Linked DNA regions of Homo sapiens: region 2 is linked to region 1. The links are chromatin contacts, found by Hi-C or POLR2A ChIA-PET in ENCODE. All regions are on one chromosome and are shown on one strand. Each heading gives the region's core, a stretch centred on a gene start or an enhancer-like site at or near the end of the contact. The rest is flanking DNA. Distances are from core to core; before and after follow the strand shown. Region 1 overlaps MAGI1 (membrane associated guanylate kinase, WW and PDZ domain containing 1). Region 2 holds the start of MAGI1-IT1 (MAGI1 intronic transcript 1).

Region 1 (4,569 bases), core at 562-3,061:
ATGATGTGGTAAACAGCTCAACTGAAACCATAAACATCACCTTGCTTGTGTGATATAAATAGTTCTATAAGTACATGTTTAATGCATTGATAGGTAAATTCCTAGTAGGGCAAAGATAAGATCTTAATTCATTCACCTATGCATACTTTGTGCTGACGAAATTTTTAACACGAGTTCCATCCCTCAAATGTTTCAATATCAAAAGTCTAAAATGCATACCATGCTTTTACCAGCTGCTGGGAAGTTGGAATGTATCAAAACGTATTCATTTCTCAGTTCTGCCCACACTAACCTCCCCATTAACTTAATATTAGGGAGACAAGCAATGAATTTCTGGATCAGTAAGTAAAACCTGAGACGTATCCAAAAAAGGGCAGCTGAATGCAAGGAAACAAAAGCAGTCTCTATCCTCACAAGACCATATTTTATTAAATGATTTCAAAATGCTTCTCTCTGTTTGATGCATTTTGCTGCTGATACTCAATATGGAAGCCTTCCAGGGAGAAAGTGGTTATCTCAATCAAGAAGTGCCCCGACAGGCCAGGTGTGGTGGCTCACATCTATAATCCCAGCACTTTGGGAGGCCAAGGCTGGTGGATCACCTGAGGTTGGGAGTTGGAGACTAGCCTGGCCAACATGGTGAAACTTCATCCCCACTAAAAATACAAAAAAAATTAGCCGGGTGTTGTGGTGCACACCTGTAGCCCCAGCTACTCAGCAGGCTGAAGCAGGAGAATCACTTGAACCAGGGAGGTGGAGGTTGCAGTGAGCCAAGATCATGCCATTGCACTCCAGCCTGGGCAACAGAGCGAGACTCTGTCTCAAAAAAAAAAGTTGCCCTGACAAAAACAGGTTAGCTGTGTAAAAATTCTAATCTTTTATTTAAAGGTTTAAAAAAAAAAAAAAAAGCATCGGCTACTCAGGAGGCTGAGATGGGAGGATCCCTTGAGGCCAGGCGTTTCAGAAGAGTCTGGGCAACAAAGTGAGACCCTGTTTCAAATTTAAGACAAAACACAACAAAGAAGTAGCAGAAAGAAACAAGGAGACATGAGTACATGCAATACACTTTCTCCTTTTCACTCAAGGATTTTGCTGTCCCAGTAAATGTGACAGTGCTTTGTACATACAACTTTGAAAGAATAGGTGCATGAGGCAATAATGTGCCTCCATCTCTCCATGAAAATCCTGAGTTCTCCTCAAAAGCTCAGAAATTCCCATGCCAGCGTCTTCACAACCACCATTTCCATGTGATTAAAATAAACAGCCACCTTTTCTGAAAAATGGATAACTTTGCAATATGTTCATGGAAAAGCTCAATGCTGTTCTTACAAATACTACTCAAGGAAGTTTTGTTTGGAAGAATTTGAATAAAATGTCCCACGAGAGGGTTCTGCAAATGAGGCACAAACCTAAAAACACAGCTAGTCTCTGTCACCTAAATGAGCTGCTGTGGCCTGGCTCATCTGGTAGCACCATGACTCGCAGTTCCTGCAAACCTCCCAGGGTGCAAAGCCATGACAGATGGTCACACTACTGAAAGGGGAATACCTACAACCACAACCAAAGGGAGAAGTCCACAGAAGTCCACAACCAAAGGGAGAAGTATGACACCTTGGAAACGTAAACAGCATCCCCTAATCAAGGGCTGCAAAGTCAAACGTCTACAGGGACAAGGAAGGTAATATAAATAACTACGTACAACATCTGCTGGGTATTATGCAAGAGGGGATGGATGGTGCTGGCTGCAGCTGCAGAGGGTGTGCCACACCTGAAGCATAAAAATTATTATTTAAACTCTGGGCTGATAAAAACCTGCCCAAATCCGTGGGGGGCGGGGGTGAGTTTACAGCCTGAAGCACTTAGCACCCTAACCAGCAGACAGGATGTGCTCATTAAAAGATGCCATTATAAGCAGGAAGCCTTGTGAGTCCACAAGAGAAAAAAAGGCCTGTGAAATGTTTGCTTTGAGATCCGCAGAAAGAGATAAACAGTACCAAAGAAATGGGAGGAAAGGGCTTGGTGCGATGGCTCACACCTGTAATCCCAACACTTTGGGAGACAAGGCAGGAGAATTGATTGAGGCCAGGAGTCTGAGACCAGCCTGGGCAAGCTAAGACCCCCATCTCTACAAATAAAATAAAGTAACTTTAAAAATAAAATAAAATAAAATGGCCCAGCATAGTGGCTTGCACCAGTAATCCTAACTACTCAGAGACTGAGGCAGGGGGGATCACTTAAGCCCCAGAGTTATAGGCTGCAGTGAGCAATGATGAGACCACTGCATCCCTGCCTGGGCAACAGAGTAAGACCTTGGAGGAGACGGGAGATGGGGAGGAGAGAGGGGAGGGGAAGGGAGAAACAGAGAGAGAGAAAGGAAAAAAAGAGAAAAGAAAGGAAAAGAAAAGAAAACATAATTAAATAAAATCAGAAAGTAGGAGATAGCACATGTAGATTTGTAAGAACCAACACCGGATAGCCCATTAACCCCCATAGATACATTGGCTCTGGTGGGGAAAAGCACCATGCCAATTCAAGCAAATGTGAAATGAAGCCCTTCATTCATGTGTATCCACTCACTCATTCTTTCCCTCACTTACGCAACAGCTAGTCACTGGAAGCTTCTCGCATGCCAGGCACCCCTGGCTCTGGCCTGAGGACATGGTGTTAGACCAACACAGGACTCTTCCAGAGCTTACTGTGTCCAGCACTGACCAGCAGAATTTTCTTGATGATGGATGTATTTTAGATCTGCTTTGCCCTATATGATTGCTACATGTGTCTACTGAGCATTTGAAATATGACTATGGCAACTGAGGGACTGGGTGGGAGGAGTATTTTATTATGTTTAATTTTAACTAACTTATATTTCGATTTAAATAGTCACATATGGCTAATGGCTACCATAGTGGATAGTAAAGGTCTAGGTAGGGTGTCCAGGCATCGCCCTCGGGTTGGGGAGAAGAAAAAGCAAAAGGGAATAGAAGACTCCAGAAGAGTAGAATGCAGGTTTTACCTCCCTGTATACTCATAACTTTCTCTATACCAATCAAATGCACAGCTTATCCATTCCTGCCTCCCACAACCCTGTAACATACCCTCCCAGATGGCAGAAGTTAAAAATGAATGGCAGATGGTGACACTCAATGTCCTACTCAATAAAGTGTGACCAGAGCAAGACTCGATGAACTCAGGTATCTGATCCAATTTGACCCAAACTGCAATGCTGCCCAATGCTGTGTTCTTTCCTCACAGCCCTGCCTGGAGAAGGTCATCGGGTGACACAGATGCTGCATGACTATAGAAAACAATGATTCTAAGACAACACGCCAGGCTTTCCTCCCCTCCATTCTGACATATCTCAGATGAACAAGTAAGGACATCATCACGTGCTACACCTCAATGTCAATGGCACTTTTTCAAGAGGTCAGTGTGTCCCCTCCATACTGATGCCTGGGACACTGAAGTTGGGAGCTGATGGTCTTAACCCTCTCTGCAAAACTACAACGGTCTCTTGGCTCCAGCCAGCCGCACAAACTAACAGGACCTTGCCTCTCCATGGGAGTTTCTGGGCATGCTCAAGTTCATGAGACGCCTAACGGAAGGGGAACTCAAATCGCCCATGGATCCAGACTTCCTTTTCTCTTAATCCAGTGACATATTAGAAACTGTCAACTAACCTACCAGAAACACAGGAATCACATGAAAACCAATACACCCTGACGGCCCTGTTTACTTGACAGGAGTTGGCCAGCTCCAACAGAGGTAATGGGGCTTATTGGGGCTCATGGCCACTGCACACGCACAGGCTACACCTGGCAGAAAGGCAGCCCTTCTTTCTCAATAGCAGTTGGCCTTTGTTCTTAAGGTCAGTTGCCAGAGTCATGGTCAGAAGCATTTAGAACAGGAAACAGAGCTAATCTTTACAAGGACTGGCAAGTAGTTTCCTGGAGAAAAGAAACATGAGAGAGTACAGCACAAAAATCTAGTACTGGTTCAGATTTTATGAACCATCAAAACACAGAAATGCTACCAAGTAATGCTGCAGAGATGTCCTATTCTTCACATTTGAAGAAGTTAAAAATTGATAAACTTTTGTTCATTATCACCCTATGATTGTTTGCAAATCAGAAGACTTTCTTAGCTATTCTCTAATTTACAACTGCTAATCTTTGCATTACTCCAGCCAGGGCAGCTATCATCAGCCCCAAATCACACAGAAGAAAACAAGAGCAGAGGGTCCTGCTGGGTCACACGGTTCAGGGTCCAGAGCTAATCGCTCAGGCTGCCTTGGTAGAGATATTTGCCATACCATATCGTAGAAAGCTGGTCAGCAAAGCTGTGATTTTTAGCTCTTCCAAGTATATTGCCCCTTGGAAGACCTTATAAAGGTTTATAAACTTTAGATGCTGTCTTTGGTGAAATTTTTAAAACTGCTATGTACTAGGAAGCTAGTCAGGTGGTGCTGTAGTCTGCCACCCACATAGATGGGACAGACACAGAAGGGCCTGCTTTACCTGTGTGACATTCGTTTCGTGGGGACACAGTGAAAACATCCCTTAGACATTTAAA
Region 2 (4,569 bases), core at 776-3,275, 99 kb after region 1:
GGCCGGGCACGGTGGCTCGCGCCTGTAATCCCAACACTTTGGGAGGCCGAGGCGGGTGGATCACGAGATCAGGAGATCAAGATCATCCTGGCTAAAACAGTAAAACCCCATCTCTACTAAAGATACAAAAAATTAGCCAAGCGTGGTGGCGGGCGCCTGTAGTCCCAGCTACTCGGGAGGCTGAGGCAGGAGAATGGCGTGAACCCAGGAGGTGGAGCTTGCAGTGAGCCAAGATCATGCCACTGCACTCCAGCCTCGGCGACAGAGCGAGACTTCATCTCAAAAACAAACAAACAACAACAAAAAGCCACATAAATATCACTGGCACTTCATATAATTAACTGTACAAAGTATTTCCTGTTGTTTGTCTTGACAAACACTTTCATAACACTTACCATGTGCAGATACTGTTCTAAGGACTACAAATACTAACTCTGCAATCCCTAATACAACCTATGAGTCAAGTACTATTATTATCCCCCTTTTACAGATGAGACAACTGAGGCTCAGGGAAAGGTTAAGTAATTTGCCCAAGGTCACAGAATTGGAATTCCAACAGAGAGCAGCTGCCTATGGTGTTCTCAAAGGGAGGGCAATGCCAAACGAAAACAAGCAACAAGACTCTACTCATTGCAAGTGAGCAAAGGTTCTGATCAAATCTTCATTCTTGCTTCCAAATCACTTGCTGAAAAATTAAAACTAGATAAGTAAGGACAGCTGCCTTTATACCTTCTGGCCTATTCACAGGCAGATTTCCAGACGAAACCAAAGGCCTTCATGAGGAAAAACAAAGCTCCTCAGTCTCAGGGCAGCTAATGCTGGGCCTGGCATTTTTTCCACTCTTATCTAAAATATGCTACAGGAGAATCTAGGCCCAGTGATAAGCCAGGTTTCAACTTCACCTCCCCAGCCTGAGAGCGATTACACACATACTTGGGATTTAACCAGCAAGAGAAGGACACGGAAACCTGGGTCCCTCCGAGCCCAGTTTCTGTTGACACTGTTGCCAGGGCTGAGCCAATTGCACCAGTGTCAAGAGCTCCACAGGGAGGTTTCAGCAGGGAAACCAGCCCTACAGGTGTATCCAGGGAGGCAGGTGTACAAGGCCACATTCTTTCCTCCACTGAACAAATCAAGGTTTGTCTCCCTGCTGTGCGGGGCTCACAGGGCCAGATAAATCTCTCTCAGACAACAACCTCAGCACAGAAACAGTGTAGCTTGCTGCCACTCTGTAGCACCGAAAGTAAAATGCCAACCACTGAAAGAGAGAAGCAGATAATGTTACAATAACATTTATCTAGAAAGGCAATGTTCGTTAGGTAAAATTTAACTATGGCAAAAATCTTTAGGACAGATAGACTCAATAAATGTTTGTGGAACTGAAAACCTAGTGCTACCTTTTAAAAGGTTTCTTGGACTAATTTAAAAGCTTCATTTGGCTGTGTGAACTGGCATTCCCTTTCTAAAATGATAGAGTCCCAGTGGTAGCTATAATGTTAAATAAAATGACTTCATTTCCTCCAGAGGAATATTTTTACCCCAACCCCCCATACTCCGGCACTCAACTACTCAAGACTCCAACATCAGGGGGCAAAAAGTCAGGCCTATTAGGCCTGGATCGTTCTCAGATTAACAACCTTGGGGGAATAATCCTATAAGAAAATATTTTCAAGATTTTGGGTAATAACATTTTTGGGCCAGATGAAATTTGTTAGAGTTTGCACTTCTGTTTCTAAAAACCTCTGAAGCCATTTGTTTCCCACAGTTTTTTTCAGAAGCTATTTTGTGGGAAAGAAAGCCAGGGCCTAGGCAGCAGGCCAGCTAGAACGGGGTTGCTCTGAAAGAAAGCCAGCCCCGGCAAGCAGGAGCGACATGGGCAGCGCTTGCCAAGGTGGTTAATTTTTTACCTGGGTAGAGCCATAGGCACTGACATAGAAAATGTCTGTGACACGGCGGATCCGGAAACAGGCAAGATGCACAGGCAGTGGAGTGTCTGACCCCAGGTTTGTTGCTACAAATTACAAAGGAAGTTATGCCAAACTGAAATAGTTATCTACAGAGAGAAGGAGGAGGGGCGGGGTGTGTTGTCAGGCGGCACGGCGGGGAAATGGCAGTGCTGCGACAGAGGACCTCGACTCTGGACTACACAGCCTCGCACTCCAATCTCAGTTCTGCCACTTGTTGCTGGAGGAATCTTAAGTCAAGTTTCTTAAACACTCTCTGCCTCAGTTTCTTCACCTATAAACCACAGGCCCCAACCCCCAGGGCTGCTGGGATATATACCAAGCAGGTACTCAGAACAGTGCCTGGCACTGAGGAAGTGCCAGGTAAGGGCAGCTGTTGCTATTTGTGCAAATTCTGACATTTGTCATTCTGAACATAACCCTCATAACAAAAGAGGTACAACTGTTACCTCCACTGAGAGATGAAAGAATTGAGACTTAGAAAAATGAAGGAATTTGCTCAAAATCATGCAGTTAGCAAAAGACTACCTGTTTGTGAAATCAGAGCCCAGCAGTTTTAACCTCTCTCATCTGGTCTTTCTTCCCTTACTTAACTTCCCGAAAGAGAGAGACAGAGACAGAAAGAGAGAATGAGAGATGGGGAGAAACACAGAGACAGGGAGGAGGGGGGAAGCGAAGAAAACACGTTAGAGGTAAATAACTTTTTAAGCTAATAAAAAATAACCTTGGCCAGGTGTGGTGGCTGACGCCTGTAATCCCAAAACTTTGGGAGGCCAAAGCAGGAGGATCACTTGAGCCCAGCAGTTCAGGGCCAGCCTGGACAACACTGCCTCTTAAAACTAAATAAATAAATAAACGTAATTAATTGCAAATGAAATTCCACCAGGCCAAACTCTCAGTGGCTACATAGTAAGTGGTTACACCTCTCCTAGCCTCCTAGACCAGTTGCACCTTGATTCTAGCTGAGTTTCACTAAGCAGGGCAAATGAAGCAGGAGAAGGCTCGGAGGGAACCCACCTGAAATGAAGCTCAGCTGTCTTTGAAGAGTCTATCTATTCTAAGGCTCAGGAGTGGTGGCATGATGAATATCGCTGCTAGGAGAAGAAATGCAAAACCATATAACATTTTTGCCTTTCCATCCTTGAAATGCCTTACAATTTCCCTTGGAAAAAAAAAATTGTCTTGTAATTCTTATTTTTCTTTACTTCACTTTTTCATTTCCAGAACTGCTATGGTTCTGGCTGAAGTATCAGAATGACAACCATGGATCTTCTACAATGCCACCATCAGTCTCTCAGCAATTGTAGCAAAGGGAAAAACAACACCACTGAGGCCGCCAGTCACAATATTTACCCATGCCAGAGTGTTCTGTTTGTTTTCGGTGGAGGATGCAGAGAGTAGATAAACGAAAAGCAAAACTTCTCTGTGTCAAAACACAAGCTGAAGATGATTTCCTTCTCCACTGCCCATGTATGAAATATACACAAATCCAGGGCAGCCCTGGGCCGAAGGAGTGTTTATGGTTCTGCCCGGCCATAAACATGCCAGCCTTCAAAACACCAGGACATCAAACAAACAAGGCAGTTCCAGAAAGGATATATCGACTTTTGACGTCTAATGCTCTGGGTGAAATAACTTTGTTTCCCCTAAAAATAGATAAACTAAAATAAATATAAGAGTATTCTACAGCAATGTAGCTAGCCGCATCTTCCTGTGACTCACTGTTTGATAATAACTATGGGCCAGGAACTAAGTGCTTTTTGGTGGAATGACTGATGCTCTTCATACCAACTCGGTGAGGAATTTAAAATGACATCCCTTTGCAGATAAGGAGACTGAGTCTCAAAGAGGTAAATAACTATGTAGGTTTACATAGCCTGCCACCGGCATTTGGACCTTGGTGTGTGAGATTCTGTAGGGTGAAGTCTAACAAAATGGCCCCACCTTCAGTTAAGGATTCAAATGATCACCTAGTAGCCCTTCAACCAGGGTTAAAGCTAAACTCATTCAGAGTTTCTGGCTCTAAACCTCACTCTCATTTCTTTACAGTGAAACACAGAAATTTAAAAAATTCAAAGTAGGCATACTTTCAGGTGGCTAAAATTAAAAGATCATCAATACCAAGCGCCGACAAGGACGTTAAATAATGGAAACCCATAGACTACTCGTGGTAACATAAACTAGAAGAGCTGGAACACTGCTTAAAATTACCTATTGAAGGCAGGGCATGGTGGCTCACACCTGTAATCTCAGCACTTCAGGAGGCTGAGGCGGGAGGACCACTTGAGGTCAGAAGTTCAAGAACAGCCTGGCCAACATGATGAGACCCCATCTCTATATAAAAAATGCAAAAAAATTAGCCTGGCATGGTGGCACACACCTGTAATCCCAGCTACTTGGGTGGCTGAGACAGGAGAATCACTTGAACCGTGGAGGGAGAAGCTGCAGTGAGCCAAGATCACGTCACTGCACTCCAGCCTGGGTGACAGAGTGAGAATCCTTCTCAAAAAAAATTATGTTATTGGGATTAGAAAAATGCATAGTCTAACCCAATCCTACAAGTCCACTCTGAGGCATACCCTAGAGAAATGAAAATACATATATA

What was found. A loop is a pair of places that touch in the nucleus more often than their neighbours do. ChIA-PET counts read pairs that join two places held with the same protein, here RNA polymerase II (POLR2A). Pooled maps may share reads with other maps.
Region 2: a loop to region 1 is called in a map of PC-9, with 2.3 times the contacts of the local background. The contact joins the promoter of MAGI1-IT1 here to the enhancer-like site in region 1. A Hi-C loop is called at or near these places in 2 of 168 maps with a recorded cell type or tissue (HepG2 and PC-9) and 1 of 50 pooled maps. POLR2A ChIA-PET finds 5 or more read pairs at or near these places in 1 of 52 experiments (WTC11).

What each region holds. Positions count from the first base shown.
Region 1 is chr3:65,853,285-65,857,853 of GRCh38, forward strand. All of the region lies in intron 1 of MAGI1 (membrane associated guanylate kinase, WW and PDZ domain containing 1), which reads right to left. Among named protein-coding and RNA genes, the nearest start is that of MAGI1-AS1, 38 kb to the right of the region's middle. Within about 2 kb of position 1,812, at least 5 of the 41 ENCODE cell types and tissues checked have a DNase peak (open chromatin) inside an H3K27ac peak, as active enhancers do; they include PC-9, where a contact is called at or near this core.
Region 2 is chr3:65,952,533-65,957,101 of GRCh38, forward strand. It overlaps MAGI1-IT1 (MAGI1 intronic transcript 1), which reads right to left and starts at 2,026. Exons shown (of 3, transcript NR_145422.1): 1 at 1,908-2,026. All of the region lies in intron 1 of MAGI1 (membrane associated guanylate kinase, WW and PDZ domain containing 1), which reads right to left.